Linked DNA regions of Homo sapiens: regions 1, 2 and 3 are each linked to region 4. The links are chromatin loops, found by intact Hi-C in ENCODE. Cell type or tissue: OCI-LY7. All regions are shown on one strand.

The links. Hi-C counts contacts between places; a loop is a spot of excess contacts. Peaks named below come from ENCODE experiments on the same cell type or tissue, not always from the same donor. Only the 100,000 strongest peaks of a DNase experiment are listed, where the experiment ranks them.
Region 1: it touches region 4 in a loop (8-fold over the local background); 28 of 110 quality-filtered maps call a loop at or near these places.
Region 2: it touches region 4 in a loop (4-fold over the local background); 10 of 110 quality-filtered maps call a loop at or near these places.
Region 3: it touches region 4 in a loop (2.8-fold over the local background); 23 of 110 quality-filtered maps call a loop at or near these places.

What each region holds. Positions count from the first base shown.
Region 1 is chr14:30,978,210-30,983,209 of GRCh38, forward strand. All of the region lies in intron 1 of STRN3 (striatin 3), which reads right to left. Among named protein-coding and RNA genes, the nearest start is that of MIR624, 34 kb to the right of the region's middle. In OCI-LY7, CTCF peaks have their summits at 2,112 (motif pointing right) and 2,313; DNase peaks (open chromatin) are centred at 2,092, 2,942 and 4,552; H3K4me3 peaks cover 882 bases; H3K27ac peaks cover 2,845 bases.
Region 2 is chr14:31,080,193-31,085,192 of GRCh38, forward strand. It overlaps AP4S1 (adaptor related protein complex 4 subunit sigma 1), which reads left to right. Exons shown (of 6, transcript NM_001128126.3): 5 at 381-392. Among named protein-coding and RNA genes, the nearest start is that of STRN3, 56 kb to the left of the region's middle. RefSeq lists a silencer at 1,986-2,065. In OCI-LY7, CTCF peaks have their summits at 2,011 (motif pointing left), 3,743, 3,996, 4,372 (motif pointing left) and 1 weaker place; DNase peaks (open chromatin) are centred at 1,999, 3,779 and 4,389; H3K4me3 peaks cover 532 bases; H3K27ac peaks cover 1,077 bases.
Region 3 is chr14:30,653,385-30,658,384 of GRCh38, forward strand. It overlaps SCFD1 (sec1 family domain containing 1), which reads left to right. Exons shown (of 25, transcript NM_016106.4): 10 at 105-204. Among named protein-coding and RNA genes, the nearest start is that of SCFD1, 34 kb to the left of the region's middle. In OCI-LY7, CTCF peaks have their summits at 2,969 (motif pointing right), 3,179, 4,387 and 4,588; DNase peaks (open chromatin) are centred at 2,987 and 4,377.
Region 4 is chr14:31,353,796-31,358,795 of GRCh38, forward strand. It overlaps HEATR5A (HEAT repeat containing 5A), which reads right to left. Exons shown (of 36, transcript NM_015473.4): 16 at 4,842-5,000. Among named protein-coding and RNA genes, the nearest start is that of HEATR5A, 64 kb to the right of the region's middle. In OCI-LY7, CTCF peaks have their summits at 2,378 (motif pointing left) and 2,586; a DNase peak (open chromatin) is centred at 2,366; H3K4me3 peaks cover 386 bases; H3K27ac peaks cover 409 bases.

The sequences.
Region 1 (5,000 bases), 380 kb before region 4:
GAAAACGACAAACATATCTCTCATGAGCATAGATGCAAAACTCCTTAACAAAATATTAGCAAACTGAATCCAACAAAGTAGGATTTATTCCAGGCATACTAGACTGATTCAACATTCAAAACTGTGTTAATATAACGCATCATTAATTGGTTAAACAAGCTGAAGAAGAAATATCAATAGATACAGAAAAGAACAAAATCTTATACCCATTCATGACAAAAACTCTCAATAAACAGGAATAAGGGGAACACCCTCAACTTAATAAAGGATATCTATGAAAAACGTACAGCTAAATATCATATTTAATTATGAAAAAGTAGATGCTTTTCCCCCTAAGACTGGGAAGAAGGCAAGGATCTCCTCTTTCATCACTCCTATTCAACATCATACTCAAAGTCCTAGCTAATGCAAGAGATGAGAAAAGAAGAGGTATACAGATTGAGAAGGTAGGAATAGAACTGTTTGCGGATGACCTGACTGCCTATGTTAAAAATCCTAAAACATCAATAAAAAGAACCCTGGATCAAAGAAGCAATTATAAAGCTAGGTGCGGTGGCTAACGCTTGTAAGCCCAGAACTTTGAGAGGCCAGGGCAGGCAGATCACTTGAGCTCAGGAGTTTGAGACCAGCCTGGCCAACATGGTGAAACCCTGTCTCTACTAAAAAATACAAAAGTTAGCTGGGCATGGTGGCACACGCCTGTAGTCCCAGCTACTCAGGAGGCTGAGGCAGGAGAATCGTTTGAACCCATGATGCAGAGGTTGAAGTGGGCCGAGATCATGCCACTGCACTCCAGCCTGGGCAACAGTGTGAGACTCCATCTCAAAAAAAAAAAAAAAAAAAAAAAAAAAGGCAATTACAGCAAGGTTGCAGCAAACAAGATTAATAAACAAAAGTCTGTTACTTTCCTATGCAATAGTAATAAACATTTAGATTTTGAAAGTCAAAACATAGTACCATTTACCTTAGCACCAAAAACCTTAAGCATAAAGCTAACAAAACATGCACAGGAAGAAAACTACAAAAAACTCTGATGAGAGATATCAAAGAAAATCTAAATAAAAGGAAACATTTAAAAAGTATATTTTTATTGTGAAGATAAGGTCAAAGACCTAGGCCCAAAGAAAAAGGTTTTGCAACGGACTGTGTAGTTGCTTCAATAAAATAGGTACCAAAAATTTTGTTTTTATGTGCCCAACTCAACAAATTTTGTTTTTAATTACTTGATCTGAAGTGTACTTCAGGCAAAAATTAATTTTTATAAACTTGTTTCCATATACAATTTCAGTTGATAATTTAGGGTAACAAATATTACTACTGATTTTCAGGATAGCTTTTCTTCCTTTGAATACAGGAAAAGGTGTTCGTTGATTTGCGACATTTTATTTTTATTTATTTATTTATTTTTGAGATAGAGTCTCGCTCTGTCGCCCAGGCTGGAGTGCAGTGGCACCATCTCGGCTCACTGAAACCTCCGCCTCCTGGGTTCAAGCAATTCTCCTGCCTCAGCCTCCTGAGTAGCTGGGACTACAGGTGCACACCACCACACCCGGCTAATTTTTGTATTTTTAGTATAGATGGCGTTTCACCATGTTGGCCAGGATGGTCTTGAACTCCTGACCTCAGGTAATCTGCCCGCCTTGGCTTCCCAAAGTGCTGGGATTACAGAAGTGAGCCACCATGCCTGGCGGGACATTTTATATATCATCTGAATTTATTCAACAATCAGCATGTGAATGCACATAAGAATTATTTCAGGCCAGGTGCGGTGGCTCACGCCTGTAATCCCAACCACCTTGGGAGGCCAAGGTGGGCGGATCACGAGGTCAGGGGTTCTAGACCATCCTGGCCAACATGGTGAAATCACATCTCTACTAAAAATACAAAAATTAGCCAGACATAGTGTGTGCCTATAATCCCAGCTACTCGGGAGGCTGAGGCAGGAGAACTGCTTGAGCCCAAGAGGCGGAGGCTGCAGTCAGCTGAGATTGTACCATTGCACTACAGCTGGGATGACAGAGCAAGACTCTGTATGGGGGCGGGGAGAATTATTTGATATTTGTTGATACTTGACAGCAGATAATTTTTTAACTGCAAGACCACTAGAGGTCACCAGCGTAAAACTTTCAACTTTGATTCTGCTGGTAGTGAACTAAAAAGTTCAACTACTATTCTGCAATGTTTCTTTGTTTCTTTTTTTTTCTTTTTTTTGTTTTGAGATGGAGTGTTGCTCTGTCACCCAGGCTGGAGTGCAGTGGCACAATCTCAGCTCACTGCAACCTCTGCCTCCCGGGTTCAAGCTGTTTTCCTGCCTCAGCCTCCCGAGTTGCTGGGATTACAGGCACCCGCCACCACGCCCAGCTAATCTTTGTATTTTTAGTAGAGACGGGGTTTCACCATATTGGCTGGGCTCAAACTCCTGACCTTGTGATCTGCCCACCTCGGCCTCCCAAAGTGCTGGGATAACAGGCGTGACCCACCGCACCCGGCCCTATTTTGCGATGTTTCTTAAAAAACAGTATCTTGCTTTGACAAATAACTTCACAAAATTTGTTCTATTGCAAGAGTTTTCTTTAAAAAAATTTTTTTAACTAAAAGCAAACACTAGATATAGGTGAGTTTTGTTGTATTTAATGATTTTAAGACATTCTTTAGCACTTACTAAAGAAACTGCAACACCACTCAGAAGCAAACATCCAAGGAATTAAAAAAAAAACTTAAATATTTTAGCTTTGGAAGCAACATACAGGCGAATTCAGGTTAGAGCAACTAATAATAAATCCATAACACCACTACTCAAAAACAGTAGGTTTTCTGTCCAGGCATGGTGCCTCATGCCTGTAATCCCAACACTCTGAGAGGCCCAGGCAGGAGGATCACCTGAAGCCAGCCAGGCGTTCAAGACCAGCCTGGACAACAAAGCAAGATCTTGTCTCTACAAAAAAAAGTTTAAAAATTAACCAGGCATGACGGTGTGCACCTGTAATCCCAGCTACTTGAGAGGCTGAGGTGGGAGGACCACTGGAGCCCAGGAGTTGGAGACCGAGGGAACTATGACTGCACCACTGCACTCCAGCCTGGGCAACAGAACAAGACCCCATCTCTCAAAATAAATTAAAATAACACAGTAGGTTAAGAAATGTTGGCACCCACACCTGTTAATGGTCAACTAAAATTATTCATGTGTATTCAAAGTACTTAAATATTTGGGGCTAGAGGCAAGGTTCAAATGTAAAATAATTTTAAGATTAAAGAGTCAGCAAACCATTGACATTTTACATAAAGCAAAAAATACAAAATAAAAACCATATCACACAAGAGTTTCAAAACCTAGCTAATTATGAGAATCACAAGGTAGCTTAGAATTCACACACACACACACACACACACACACACACCCCATAATTCAGTGTGCTAAAGCAGGGCACAAAAACCTTTGTATGATCATCTAATAACAGAAACAGTCCAGTCCCCGACCTACCCAGTACCTGCTCAATTTCTGTCTTTTCAAAGAGGATGGATAAACAAAAAACTTGCTTGCAAGAGCTTATAAAATTTTTCATGAAAATAACGTTTTCCAATTTTATTGATAAAAGAATTCCAGGCTGGGTGCGGTGGCTCACGCCTGAAATCCTAGCACTTTCGGAGGCCAAGGTAGATGGATCACTTGCAGTCAGGAGTTCGAGACCAGCCTGGCCAACATGGTGAAACCCCATCTCTACTAAAAATACAAAAATTAGCCCAGGCATGATGGCGTGTGCCTGTAATCCCAGCTACTTGGGAGGCTGAGGCAGGGGAACTGCTTGAACCCGGGAGGCAGGGAGGTTGCAGTGAGCCAAGATTGTGCCACTGCACTCCAGCCTGGGTGAGGAGCAAGACTCTGTCTCACAAAAAAAAAAAAAAAAAAAAGAATTCCAAGGGGAAAAAAAAAGACTAAACAGTAATTAGGATGTCCAAAAGCAAATAAAACTTATCTCTTCTACTTATAATAGATCCTAAAATAAGGTTTAATGAATTATAAAAAATACCACCACCATCCTCAAAGATCTCAATGACATTTTACATGGCAACAGGTGGTTTAAAGCATAATAGAGATACTCAATTTTTATTTATTTTTAGACAGAGTCTCACTCTGTTGCCTAAGCTGGAGCACAGTGGCGCAATCTCAGCTTACTGCAACCTCCGCATCCCGGGTTCAAGCAATTCTCCTGCCTCAGCCTCCCAAGTAGCTGGGACTACAGGCACACACCACCACTCCCGGCTAATTTTTTTGTATTTTTAGTAGAAACAGGGTTTCATGATGTTGGCAAGGCTGGTGCCGAACTCTTGGCCTCAAGTGATCTGCCCGTCTCGGCATCCCGAAGTGGTGGGATTACAGGCGTCAGCCACTGTGTCTGGCCAATAGATAATTTTTAACTGGTAACTGTATTCCAATAATTTCACATTCACGTGGTATTTGCAAGCATTAAGCCACAGATAAGCCCCTTTTCCATAAAAAGAGGAAGTTTACCCCCTTGAGGTAGGAAACTATGAGCTATTTTAATGGTACTTTATTTTTTTACTTTTTTTAATTTTAGATACAGTCTCGTTATGTTGCCCAGATGGAGTGCAGTGGTGCCGATCATAGTACCTGTTGGGTACTGTGCTTATTGCCTGGGTGATGAGATCATTGGGACCCCAAGCCTCAGCATCACACAATTTACCCATGTAATAATAAACCTACACATGTACCCTTTAATCTATAATAAAAGTTAAAACTTAAAAACTAAAAATAAATTAGAAAAATGCTACCAAAATGCTCCATAAAATTAGAAATTTTTTGTCTTTTGTTCACTGATATATTCTTACTATCCAGAACACTGTCTGGCATATGTAAAGACTCAATAAATATTTGGCAAATTTTTGTTGCTGAATAAATGAAGTCATAAAGTTCTTGGTTTTCTCAACTGTAAAATATGGAAATGACCATATGTGTGCAATCTCTTATAATACCTCAAGCT
Region 2 (5,000 bases), 270 kb before region 4:
TTGTCTAATTTTTTCCTTAGGATAAACTACTAGAAGTAACGTCAGTGGATTCAAAGGGTGTGGCACATTGTTAAGATCTCTGATACACATATCAAATTACCTACATCTGTAAAGGCTGAGTTAGTTTCTTTTTCCCTCTGCTTTCTAAAGATGAATCGTGCTGGCCTGTAAAATTCCTTTGAACTACAGCCTATATTTAAAAAAATTATAGTCCCAAACTTAGGGCCTTGGCAGAGTCAGACTGCTGTGGCCACCAAGCCCAGAAGCAGGTAGGAGAGGCCGCTGCTATGGACGCAGAAGCCTCTTCAGTCTGACTCTGCTAAGAGCAGTGGTCCCCAGTGTCTTTTTTCTAACCCTTGCACTCTTTTTCTGTCTTCCAGAGTGAATTAGATGTATCCTTTTTCAATACTGTTTTCCACAGTACTTGGCAAATGCACTCTGGTCCTTATCAGGTAAGTACCACAAGGCAGGAAAACTATTCAGCAGAGTCCAGAGTGTTCATCACCAACAACTATGACAAGACAGCCAGAGGTGTGTGTGTTCTGCAGAACTCCTCCCCAACTTCGTCACCCTGCTTCAACAAGGCGATTCTTTTTTTTTCTTTTTAAGATGGAGTTTCGCTCTTCTTGCCCAGGCTGGAGTGCAATGGTGTAATCTCTGCTCACTGCAATTTCCACCTCACTGCAACCTCTGCCTTTTGGGTTCAAGTATTCTCCTGCCTCAGCCTCCTGAGGCATTACGGGCGCCCACCACCACGCCCAGCTAATGTTTGTATTTTTAGTAGACACGGGGTTTCACCATGTTGGCCAGGCTGGTCTTGAACTCCTGGCCTCAGGTGATCCACCCACCTCGGCCTCCCAAAGTGCTGGGATTACAGGCGTGAACCACTGCGCCTGGCAAGATGATTCTTAAGATTTTTTTTTTCCAGGCAGGATAGCGCTATCATAGTAGTTAATAGCTACTATTTATTAATTTAATTTCCTTTAAGCATATGGAATAGGCATTTTCAAAATTTAAATAACACAGCCAAAAAAGTGTTTAGTCCTCCTCCAGAAACTGGATTTCCAGGGTGCCAGGTCTAAATCTCTAGAAATCCCCTACATGACCAGAATAAGGCCTTCAGTGTTGATAAACTGGAAGGTTAAAGAAATTGCCTGGCTTGTATTCATTGCTATCAAATGTATTCATTCCTTGATAGCAGAGAAAGTTCTCCTTTTTGCCTTTTCTTCTGTCTCTTTTAAATCACAATACCCAAGGACCCTCAAAACAAGCACGATTTGCTTAGAATACTGCAGGCCCACAGATTTTGGCAGGAGCCCTCCAGGCTTTGTGCGAGTGTTTGGGAGGCAAGTTAATTTTTAAGTTTATTTTTTACTTCAAAAATCTACCTACCACTTGAGTCCTTTAAGAACACATCAAGTTTGAATATAAAATAGTAAATTAATTATAACAAATGTTTATATATAAATATTTATATAAGAATATAACAACTATATATGAATTATAACAATGTTTATGTGTATATATACATACATGTATTTATGTGTGTGTGTGTATGTGTGTGTACGTGCACAAACACACAGGCATTTTTCCACATTTTGCCAGAAATATTAAGTGGATGCAAAACTACTGGTTCTGGGCGTAGTGTCTGATGTGTATATATATGATATATATATATACATTTTGTAGAGATGGGGTTTCGCCATGTTAGCCAGGTTGGTTTTGAACTCCTCACCTCAGATGATCCGCCTGCCTCAGCCTCCCAAAGTGCTGGGATTACAGGCGTGAGCCACCACGTCCGGCCTAATTTATAAATTTATATATACACTTATATAAATGCCCAGAACCAGTATGTTTGCATCCACTTAGTATTTCTGGGGAAATTGCTATTTACTTGTTATTACTGATAGGAAATGTCACTGTGTTGACAAATTCATTTTGTGCCCTTAATTTGGAAGCCTCTGTAAAGTAACTGGGAAAATCTGAGTGCCCTCTAGTGGTGAGTGACCCAAATCTATGATCCCTGTGACCTAGAAGGGACTATAGATCCCTTTGTAGGTTTTAGCATGCTGAATAAAAATATACCGTGATATACAGACCACGTTGTATATTATGGTGTATTTTCACTCAGCATGGTCTGTATATTACAGTATATTTTTATTCAACATGTAATATTCTATCTGAATTAAGCCATTCAAAGCAATTCAAAATAAATCTCTTCCTACTTGAACAAGGTACAAGTAGACAAAAAGCTTTTTGATTTAAACAGTCATCAGGAAGATAGCAAGGGCTAAAAGACACTTCACTGGGAGTAGAGAACTCAATTTCCACTTTTGGTCTTGCCACTGACTAGCTGTGTGTATTGGACAAGACACATAACCCGCTCATCTTAAAATGAGAGAATTAAGACTAGAAGAGCTTTGGCCGGGCGCGGTGGCTCACGCCTGTAATCCCAGCACTTTGGGAGGCCGAGGCGGGTGGATCATGAGGTCAGGAGATCGAGACCATCCTGGCTAACAAGGTGAAACCCCGTCTCTACTAAAAATACAAAAAATTAGCCGGGCGCGGTGGCGGGCGCCTGTAGTCCCAGCTACTTGGGAGGCTGAGGCAGGAGAATGGCGTGAACCCGGGAGGCGGAGCTTGCAGTGAGCCGAGATTGCGCCACTGCACTCCAGCCTGGGCGACAGAGCGAGACTCCGTCTCAAAAAAAAAAAAAAAGACTAGAAGAGCTTTAACACCTGATCAGCCTTAATAGTTGATGTTGCCATGACTTTAGGTAACTGAGCTGAGTTACCTTACATCTAAAACAGGAAGAGAGTCTTACAAGACTAGATATTGAGAGAGTTAACGTGAATCAGAGGTGAAGGGATATGTATTATAGTTGGATGAGTTGTGTTGATGTGTCGTATATTTACTAGATGTTTAGTAGAAATAAAGATGGGTATACTTGTCTTTGTAGCCTTCTGGTGTGTAGTATAGGTCTGTGTGATGAGCTCCAGCATTCTTGTTTGAATTAAAATTTTACGTCAAGATACACAATTTTCCCTTCATTTTACCTGGTTTCATTTTCACCCTCTCTTCCCTTCTAACCAAGTTATATGTATTTACTGTCCTTAGGAATTACTTAGGCATATCCATCTGGCAAATTAGGAATTTTACATCATTTAGAGAGGAGAACTAAGTCTTTCTAGACCTGGAATATTATGTCTTTGCTCCAGGTTTGATCTCACTTGTACTTCCAGTGGTCTAAAAGTAGAGCAGGCAGCAGAGAAGGGCATGTGGCACCTCTTTTCTGTTGACACTCTTTTTTTTTTTTTTTTTTTTTTTTTTGAGACAAGGTCTTGCTCTGTCACCCAGGCTGGAGTGCAGAGGTGCGATCATGGCTCACTACACCCTGGATCTCCTGGGCTCAAGTGATCCTCCTACCTCAGCCTCCCAAGTAGCTGGGACTACAGGTACACAACACCATGCCTGGCTAATTTTTTAAATTTATTTTTTGAGGAGATGGGGTCTCACTCTGTTGCACAGGCTGGTCTCAAACTTCTGGGCTCAAGCAAGCCTCCTGCCTTGGCCTCCCAAAGTGTTGACATTCTTAAAAGGTTACTACCCTTAGCCATCTGAAAAATATCGGATTAAAAACCCCTGACTCTCCTCTGCTTCATACATAGTCCTTTTAAACCATCACATGTTCAAGGAGGACCTCTGCAGACTAGTTACACAGCAGAAAGATGAGGGGATCTTGTCGAAGCTCAGCTGCAGTTCCTGCTCCATCTGTGGAGGGGCGTAGACATCCTGCATCACTGTGTGGTAGCATGTAGCCAGGCACCTACTGGAGCAGCCAGCACTGCTTATATCCACTCTGCCAGGAAAGCTCCCTTAGGCCTTAAAAGGTTGAAAACAGGAAAACTGCTATAATGGCAACCTGGATTTGGTCCTTCCACCACTAACAATACATAATCTTGTTTGTGTTTGCTCAGGCTTAAGAAAGCCCTCCTTGTCAGCCCACATGGGACAGACGTGAGTTAAAGCTTGGTTTTGGTACAGGAGAAGGAAGTCAAAACCTGATCAATTCCCAGGAAGCCCCCTGTCTTTTTCTCCAGAGGCTTTTCCCCCTGATTTTTTAAGGCTAGGGAAGTTTCTGAGAACCTGTACAGTTAGACTTGGAAAAATACAGTACACCGTTTACATTTCTCCCTAGTATGGACTTGTTTTACTTCTAGTAAGACTGACATCACAGAGCAAGACAGATTGGATTTTAAAAAGAAAGGACCTAAGCATAAGAAATCAGGACAGAAACTCTGGCTTGTTGAAAAGCCTTCCATTTAGTGGAAACCTCTGGTGCAGTGGTGTCAGGTGGGGCGGGCTGCCCCCTTGGGACCAAGCACGTCAGTGACCTAAATCATTCACGTGCTATGAATACACTCCTGTGCACTCTTCAGTTCCACTCCACCCGCCCGGCTGAAGTGAGGCCTGAAGATTTGTGAAGCCTGTTTCTACAGGGAGACTTTGCCCCATCACATACCTTGGTAGATTTATTTAAGACTTCAAATTTTATGAATTAAGGTGTTTTTTTTAGGAACCAATTGATGAACTTCCCAAAATATGCTCAGCCCTGGAGCCCCAGCAGACTTGCTTTTCTCCAGACAGTTCATCATTCAAAGGAGCTGCCTCCACCACCCCCATCTACTGAATAGCCAGGGGAGGGCACCAATGAACAGCACAGTATGGGAGACACACCAACTACTCTTCAAATCAGTGCGTACCTGCTCTACGCGTGAAGGTACAGAAAACCTCCACGGCCTTTTCAGTATTTGGTGCCTTTAAAGAGGCCTAAGGACTTAGTTTATTTGGGCTAGACTGGAATGCAGCAGTACTGCCTTCAGGCCTGGACAGCCAGGGGCTCCTCGGGCCCTGTGCTCTAGAAGGCCCATTCTATGTCTGCTTCGCCAGCACCCTTTCCCCATCATGGGGCAGATGCCCACCAGCCCTCACTATCTACT
Region 3 (5,000 bases), 700 kb before region 4:
CTATTATTCATATCAAAATGGCATATACTGGAAAGTAGTAGAATATTTTAGATGTATACACTGGTATCAAGAGTTATGTAATTTTTTTATATGTATATTTACAGCTTCCAGAGGCCCTTATTAGTCCTTGTTGACAGAAACATAGATTTGGCAACTCCTTTACATCATACTTGGACATATCAAGCATTGGTGCACGATGTACTGGTAAGAGACTAAATGCAGCACTTATTACTGAAATATAGTAACATGCAGTGTTCCCTTTAATTTAAAATTAACATCATGGCTACAGAAACAAAAATGAGAAGGATGGAACTGAGACCTATGAACAAAACAAGTGATGGGATTTGGTATTACTGGGTGTGGATGCTGGAAAATGTGAAGCATTAAAGTTTAGTTTCAAATTTATGATCTTTATAGGGTAAAGTAGTGGTTTTGTTGGCCATGGAAAAGAAGGAAAAGAAAACAATTGAAGAAAATGGATTATTTTGTTTTATTTTTAATTTTCTAACCGAATAAGTAAATAAATGTGTTCTCCCTTAGGAGAAAAGCAGTAATTTCTCCCTTTTCTCTGGGAGTCAGTTAAACCTCATTTTACGTTAAAAAAAAAATAGTATTTTTTATGTTACACCATATGTTTTCTGAAGTAATTCCACATATCTGATTTTATGCTTATAGCAAAAATTTGTATTTATGCATATGTAAATTTAGCTGCTAAGTGTTGTGTTTAGCATGTGACATACACAGGTGATAAAACACGGCTTCAGTCTTCAAAGACAATGGAAAGAAAATAGGTACACAAATAATTTCTCTATGAGACACTATGTAATCAGGCCAGAATAGTCTCTATTTGATAGACAGACGTTAAAGAATTTGAACTCAAATCATGGGCTTTGTTAAAACTAACACTGTAGTTTACTAACTCCTAGCTCAGGACTCTAGGGATTACACTATATAATCATATCATGATAGTAAAGACTGCCCAACATGTCATATAAACAGGGAATGAAAGCTGAGTGTAGTGGCTCATGCCTATAATCCCAGCACTTTGGGAGGCCAAGGCAGGCGGATCACATGAGGCCAGGAGCTAAAGACCAGCCTGGCCAACGTGGCGAAATCCTGTCTCTATTGAAAATACAAAAATTAGCCAAGCGTGGTGGCACACGCCTGTAATCCTAACTATTTGGGTGGCTGAGGCTTGAGAATTGCTTGAACCCAGGAGGCGGAGGTTGCAGTGGGCCAAGATTGTGCCACTGCACTCCAGCCTGGGTGACAGAGCAAGACCTAGTCTCAAAAAAAAAAAAAAAAGGAAATGAAAGACATGCAATAGATGATTTGGTTTATTTCTTTAAAACCTGGATATTGGCTCTAAAGTGTTTATTTAAATAAATCAGATTTAGAATTACTGATGGAAATTGGCCATTCTTCTATGCCATGACTCTAGGATGAGTGTCGAAGAAATAGCAGTCAACTTTAATTCAGTAGACAGGGCAAGAAGAATCAAAGGGACTCTTAAATTAAACCCTAAGTAGTAGAACATGGAATCAGGCTTTAGGAGGTCAAGTAAGAGGTGGGAGAGGAGGAATTCAGTTCTACCAATATTTGAGTGCCTACTCTTTAACACACTTTCTAAACCCTGGCTTCAATAGTAACAAAAACAATAGCTTTCCTGTCTTTCTAGAGCTTACATTCTAGTAGGGGAAACAGGCAATAAAGAAAATAAAACTTGCAGCATTTCAGAAGGTGGAAGATACCCTGAAAGACAGTAAAGTAGATAATGGTGAACAGGAGTGAAATTTTAAAACAGGGAAGTTCTCACTGATAAAATGACATTTGAGTAAAGATCTAAAGGAGGTAAGGTAGTGAATTATATAGCTATGTGGGAAAAGAACATAAGCAGAAGGATGACTAATATGTTTGGAAAATGGCAGGGCAGCCAGATGGCTACAATGAAGAGAGGCAGGGGAAGAGAAGCAGGAGAAAAGGTTAAATAAATAGGACCCAGGAAGCAATATAATACAGGACTCTAGGGATTATAGTATATGATTGTATTGTGATTGTAAAGGCCATTGACTTTAATTTGATGGAAATGGGGAACCACATGGGATTCTAATATACATTTGAAGACTGTCACTCTAGCTGTTATACTGAAAATGGACTCCTTGGGGGCACAGGAAGAGCAAGATCGGTTAGGAGGCTGTTGCAGTTATCTTAGCTGAGATGATAGCAGCTTATAGCAGGACAGAAATGGTAAGGGCTGTGTTTTTTATACTGACTGTAGAGTATAGGATTTGCTGATAAGTTAGATGTGGGAGTTAGATGTAGAGAGAGAGAGAACTCAAAGATGACTCCAAGGTTTTAGCCTTTGCAAATGGCAAGACGTTGTTGTTTAGTGGGATGGAAAAGGCAGTTTCCCCAGGGAAGATCAGATGTTTAGTTTTGGGTATGTTAAATGTGAGATGCCGGCCAGGCATGGTGGCTCATACCTGTAATCTCAGCACTTGGGGAGGCCAAGGCAGGAGGATCACGTGGGCCCAGGAGTTCAAGACCAGCCTGGCAACATAAGGAAGCACCATCTTTACAAAAAATAAAAATTAGTGACTTGTGGTGGCACACCTACTCAGGAGGCTTAGGTGGGAGGATCAGTTGATCCCCAACAGGTTGTGGCTACTACAGTGAACTGTGATCACATCACTGTCCTCCAGCCTGGGTAACAGAGTAAAGACCCTGTCTCAAAAAAAAAAAAATGAGGTGCCCATTAAGATATCAAAATGTAAATGTTGAGTAGGTAGTTACATGAGTCTGGAGTTCAGGAAAAAAGTCTGGTCCTCAGCCTCCCAAAGTGCTGAGATTACAAGCATGAGCCACTGCACCCGGACAGAAAATATTTTTAAATGACGGAAATTACAACATGTTTGTATACTAATGGGAATGATCCAAACAGCGAAGTTAATGATGCAGGAGATAAGAGCGTCCTGCAGGTGGCATTAGTGAGCACTGTGGACCAGGATTTCTCAACCTTGGCATTATTGACGTTTTGGACCTGATCATTCTTTGTTGGGGGGCAGGGGGAGCTGTCCTGTGCATTGTAGGATGTTTAGCATCATTCCTGGCCTTGACTCTCTAGGTGCCAGTGGAACTCCCTCAGTTGTGACAATCAAAACGTCTTACACACGCCAATTATACCCCGGGTGGCAGAAAGGGGCAAAATTGCCCAATTGAGAACCATGGTTACAGGCTGACAACATGAGTTTCAAAGCTAGTTTTAGGAAAGAGGGCAAGTAAAGAGTCTGGGAGTAGCAAGGAAGACACCTAATTCCAGTCTCAGATCCAGTGGTATGAGCTGTGAGAGGTTAAAGAAAAAAAAAAATCAGGTTCCCATTTGAGAAGGCTCCAGGGGTTAGCCAGTTGGAGTTCAATTAGAGCAAGAAAGAACAGGGAAAGTTTAGAGAGGATGTTCAGAATAGGAGATTTTGCTGATGACTGAGTATGGGTTCCAGAAGTGATGACAGGATTTCTAGAGTAGGGTAAGAATAGGAGATGGGGTCTCAGTGGGATTGGAGGTTAAAGAGTTGTACAGGGATTAATGGGCATAATAAGATAGTATTGGTAGTCTCAAATCATATTTGGTTGGTGGGGCCCTTACTGTTGGGTAGGAGCAAGGGGCAAGTGTCTTAATAAGAGCATAGCATACAGATCACGGGTGCCTCATCACACCTGCCAGTGGTGTTGGTGTTAAGGCAATCTAAAACACCGAGATGTCTAGGGATCCTTTCCAATTCTTGAACTTTAAGAGTCCCTGGGCTCCCTCTTCATTCCCCTGGATGGAGGAAATTAAAGTACAGGGTGCTTTGAGTACAGGAGATAAGACACATGTACAAATAATTGCAACATAAAAAGGGTAGACTCAGTCTCCATTGTCAGAAGAGGAAATTGGGAAATATAACTTAGGGCAGAGATTCCCTAAAACCAAACAAGGATAATACTGGTCCTTGATGAGGTTTTCACTGTTTCAGAATGAGATGAGAATAAAAAGGACTATGAAATGTGTTTTTATACTGGCCTTTATACAATTTTTATTTCCTACTATTTGAAGTGAAAATATCCTTTTAAAAATAAAAGGTGGTGAAAGTAGATGGTAGAGTTTTTTTGTTTAATCTTCACATAAAAAGTTGGGAATCTTTGAAGAGGTTGGTTATAATTAACTATGCAACTTAAAATGACTTAATTCTGTTTATTAATCTTAATGCAGTTTCTGGATATGAACAAACTATAACTGAGATGTCATAAATTATAATCACAAAAATTTTTGTTGATTGCTAAACCTGCTACTTTTGAAGGTCTTCAGAGCTTTTAAAACGCTTAATAATTATACCCTTTGCCTCCACAAGATGGAGTAAGTAAATAGTAAATGTTAACTTAAAATTGCAGTTTACTTTTTATATTAAATGTCTTTGCCTGAAAATCTGCACCATTGATAATTGTTTATATATTAGAACTTACAAACAACTATGAAAATTCACACAGCTTCCCTCTGTGTCAGAAAGATGATTTTTCTCATTTTAAACGGGAAATACACACTTCTGGTTAAAAAAAAAAAGAAAAAGCAACTTTGCAGTGCCCATCTCCTTTTATTGGGATATAAGAAGCAAAATTAGTAATTAGAAGCCCTGATTCTTTTTTATTATATCTTGGTTGCAGGAGAGGTGGATTTGATTGTTCAGCTGCAGAGCTGTGGACTTCAGTCAAAGGGATGGACATTATTTTATCTCTGTTTTTTTACTTGGCCTTTATTTTTTCAAATCTTAGGTTCTCTTTTTGTACCTTTCACCCTCTGCTACTGACTCTTATTATTTGAAACATTAAATCGGAAGTTATACTAATAGACATAGGGACTTTAATTAAAGTTTACCTTTTTTTCCAGTCAAGAATAAAAAAAAAATGGTTTCCAAATAAATATGTATTTTTTAAAAGGTTGTAAGAGAAGCATTTTTTTTATTTTT
Region 4 (5,000 bases):
AAGGCATTTTTTGTTTTTTTTTGAGATGGAGTCTCGCTCTGTCGCCCAGGCTGGAGTGCAGTGGCGTGATCTCAACTCACTGCAAGCTCTGCCTCCCAGGTTCATGCCATTCTTGTGTCTCAGCCTCCTGAGTAGCTGGGACTACAGGCGCCCACACTACACCTGGCTAATTTTTTTTTATTTTTAGTAGAGACGGGGTTTCACCGTGTTAACCAGGATGGTCTTGATCTCTTGGCCTCGTGATCCGCCCGCCTCGGCTTCCCAAAGTGCTGGGATTACAGGAGTGAGCCACTGCGCCTGGCCGGCATTTTTTTTTTTTTAAGAACATATTTATGTCCAAAGCAACCTACAGGAAGATTACGGAGGGTAAATGTGACAACAATGGGGAATTAAGAATAACTGTATGATCAAGCTCCCAAGTTTAAAAACCTATAACGTCATTATTAGATCATATCCTACATCTGTTATCATGAAATTGTATCGCACTGGAAGTTATAAAAATACGTAAGGTTAGAGATTAAGAATTTGTTGCACTGTACTATAAGTTGACCTATACAATTATTTCTTGACCACATTCATGGACCAAAGACTACAAAACAGGATTGTCAGAGCTCAAAATCTTTTTCTTCATCTTCTGCCCCCCAATCCTGAAAGAGATTGAATACACTATTAACTAATCAAGGATTCAAGATATATGACACCAATTCCTATAGAGATCTCAACAAAAGATTCTGATCTTCAGGAAGATGGAGATGAGTTATTTTTAGTAATACTGAATTAGTACTCATAAGTAGTATCAATTATAACATATAATTATCAGTTTGGAATGAAATGATAGGTACTAAAAGTTTTGAGTCTAGATGGAATAAAAGTGCAGTTAACTGAATAAAGGGTGAAGATGTAACATTTGAAAATGTTGATTTATTTTACATTATACATTTTACATTATAAACCCTTTAGACAGGGGGTACACACAGTATACACAAAACAGTAACCACAAACAAAAACAAAATAATACTTTTTAGAGGGTATATAATGGCAAAATTTTTTACTACTGAGAATTATAACTGTTTAAGCTTTTCCTCTCTGTCCATCCATTCCCAAGTGACATCATTTGTTGAAGCAGTCCATTTATCACAATCACCTAAGGAGTTTAAAAACTTTCAGTGCCCACCACCATAGTATGCATACCATACTAATCAGGATCTTCAGTATCTTAAAAATTTGCCTGGATAATTCCAATGTGCAAGTCAGGGGTGGAACAATCCTCAGGTGAATTAATCAACTCATTCTTTGCAATTAGATGAAAATCTATTTAAAAGCAACCACAAACGCAGGCCAGGAGCAGTAGCTTACACCTGTAATCCCAGGACTTTGGGAGGCTGACGGGGGCAGATCACCTGAGGTCAGGAGTTCAAGAACAGCCTGGCCAACATGGCGAAAGCCCATCTCTACTAAAAATATAAAAATTAGCCAGGCATGGTGGCGTGTGCTGTAGTCCCAGCTACTCGGGAGGCCGAGGCAGGAGAATCACTTGAACCTGGGAGGCGGAGGTTGCAGTGAGCCGAGATGGTGCCACTGCACTCCAGCCTGGTTGACAGAGCAAAACTCTGTCTCAAAACAAAACAAAACAAAAAATAAAGTAACCACACACAGGCTGGGCATAGTGGCTCATGCCTATAATCTCAGCACTTTGGGAGGCCGAGGAGGGCGGATCACCTGAGGTCAGGAGATTGAGACCAGCTTGGCCAACATTATGAAACCCCATCTCCACTAAAAGATGCAAAAATTAGCCAGGCATGGGGGTGCATGCCTGTAATCCCAGCTACTTGGGAGGCTGAGGCAGGAGAATCACTTGAAACCCAGGAGGCGGATGTTGCAGTGAGCCACCGCACTCCAGCCTGGGCTGTCTCAAAGAAAAAAAAAGTAACCACAAACAATACATGATTGAGATCAATATTATTTCTTTTCTGTATAAAATATCTTGACTTTCCAACCGGTAAACATTTTTACGTTAGAACCCTACAGTCAGAATAGAGAGAATCAACTAATTTAAAAGACAATTACATATGCATTAATAAATTGTGCATTAATTTATATTACGTAAGTATTATTTCCAACCTTAGGACAACCACATGTTACACAACTGTTTAAACATAAGGCTAACCACAATAACAACAAAATGGCTTGAAATATTCGGTTGCTGTTTAAATTTAGATACTTTAATTAAGACCTTTCTTCTCTAGAACTCAAATGTAAGGCCAAAAAGCAAACAGCCTGATATTTTACATAAATATCATATCTGGCATAACAGGAAATTAGAAACTTAACTTCCCTATTCATGTAGTTTCTATCTTCTGGTTCTGTAACGACACCTACTGGAGACTGTGGATAACTGCTTATAACCCACTTTCTGTATCTGGGATCTTGCCAGGCCACTTCTTTATAAATATATTTTTGAGACAGTGTCTTGCTCTGTTGCTAAGGCTGGAGTGCAGTGGCGAGATCTTGGCTCACTGCAACCTCTAACTCCCAGTATCAAGCGAACCTCCCACCTCAGCCTCCTCAGTAGCTGGGACTACAGTTGCACACCACCATGCACAGCTAATTTTTTTATTTTTGTAGAGAAGGAGTTTTGCATGTTGCCTAGGCTGCTCTTGAACTGTTGGGCTCAAGCAATTTGCCTGCCTTGGCCTCCCAAAGTGCTTGGTTACAGGTGTAAACTACTGTGCCTGGTCACCTACTATTTTTTTTCCAAAATAGTTAGAATCCTGTTTGTTCCAAATTTGTTAGAATCCAAACAGAATGATAGGGTTTGCTTTTATCTGTTCTCAATGTTTTTATCAAAACAAACAAAATCTCCCCTTCCTTGAATATTCATTATTATTATTATAACTTAGGTGGGGATACAAAAACTATGAGCACATTAAAAAATTCATTAAACTTAGTAAGAAAGGATCTTCCTGAAACTGCAATTGGGCAATAAATCCGAAAAGAAAACTTCTCTAGAATAGTAAAATCACTTTTTTAAGAGGAAAGGCTGTAAAAAGTATATTTTCTTTTTTGCTTTTCCACCTTAGACCCATCAAAGATAGTGGAACCATTTAAGAACAGGCTTAATTTAAATCCTTTGCTTAAAAGGCCAGCCCTGTTTCATCCACAGTAGTTATTGGTATATTAATCCAAATTAATTATTCTAAAGTAATTATATGCTCTATAAAAAGGCAGTTACAGACTAGTTCAAATTTCATCCTCTCCATGAATCTTTCTTTGAATATTCCAAACCACTGTAATTTTCCTCTTCATTCATTAACAATTCAGTCATATATTCTCTTATCACCATAACCTTATAGTTACAGTATTACAGGAAATGCTACAAATACATTTGGAAAAAACACTATCTTTTGAAACTGAAGCTAGTAAAAATCAATATAAATTTCATTCACTTTTCTATGCAATGAAAGCACATCATCCCAAGACCTGTTTCAGAGAGGTGTTGGTGATGAAATTAAAATATTTTTCTAAGTCTTCACCAAAGAGATAAAGGTAAATTGTCTAACTGGTATCCTCTGGAAGATATAACTGGATAAGAAGATATAATAAAAGCTATGATCTAGTCAAATGCATGGTTGTTGGTCGAGAGAGAGGAAATGAATGAATGAATCAGTGCGGATGACAGTGATTTGTAAACTATTATTAGCCACAATAGCCTATGAGAGAGATTCACTTCCCATTTCGTTTTTCAGATAGTAACAAGAATTTCCTGGATAGTGGATTTTGATGCCTGAGAAATGTATATGTCCAGTTACTAATTAAGAAACTATCATTCTCAATGAGAAATCATTATCACCCTTTGGTTTTTCAAAACCAAAGTCCATTTTTTGGGGAGGACATCTTGTATTTATTAATTTTTCACATACAATAGCATAAGATGGAAATCCCTACATAGTATGAGGTATACAACATGATGTTTTTAACGAGGCTTTGCTCATATATACATTGTGAAATAGATTACCACAATCAAGTTAATTAAATATCTATTATCTTTGTGTGTGTATGTGTGTGTGTTCTAAAGCAGGGGGGCCCCAACCAGTGGGCCACGGACTGGTACTGGTCCACGGCCTGTTAGGAATTGGGCCGCACAGCAGGAGGTGAGTGGCGGGCAAGCGAGCATTATCATCTGAGCCAAACTCTTGTCAGATCAGCAGTGGCATTAGATTCTCACAGGAGTGTGAACCCTATTGTCAACTGTGCATGTGAGGGATCTAGGTTGTGCACCCCTCACAATGCCTGATGATCTGAGGTGGAATAGTTTTATCCCAAAACCTCCTCCTATCCCTACGCCATGGACGAACTGTCTTTCGCCATACTGGTCCCTGGTGCCTAAAAGGTTGGGGACCACTGGTCTAAAGTTCATTTTAAGTGAACTGATAAAAACCATTTAAAATCCCTCCAACTGAAGACAAATCCCTGGACCTTTAATGGTTCCAAAAAATTTCCAAGGTAAGAAAGCCTATGAGACCTAGTCTAAGAAAAAACCTAGTATGTGTCTTTGTAATGACTGCTCATAAATCAGTATCTTATGTCATTATTTTTCATTTGTATTTTCAGCTAGATGATAAGCTGTGAGCAAAGTATTGTATCCACAACAGTTCTAGTGGTTTTAGGCATTTAATCATTTCTTATTAAGTATTAGCCAAGTGAATAATTAAACAAAAACTTATATTTCACCTTCACCTGTTATTTATAAGAAATCATTTACGCTAATGAGATCTCTGGCAACATTCTTCTTACCCACCAGTTCTCTATTATCCATTCACTGAACCATTGAAGATATTTACCTTTGAGTTTCTCCCACATGAGCGCATACAACCCCAAAGAGCTTGGATGCAGAACTAATAACTGATAGTGCTGGAGGTAAGGGCTTAGGCACTGAATCTCCCTCTACATCTTTCTCATAAATCGAATAAGGGTCATATTCAAGACTTCCGCAAGCAACA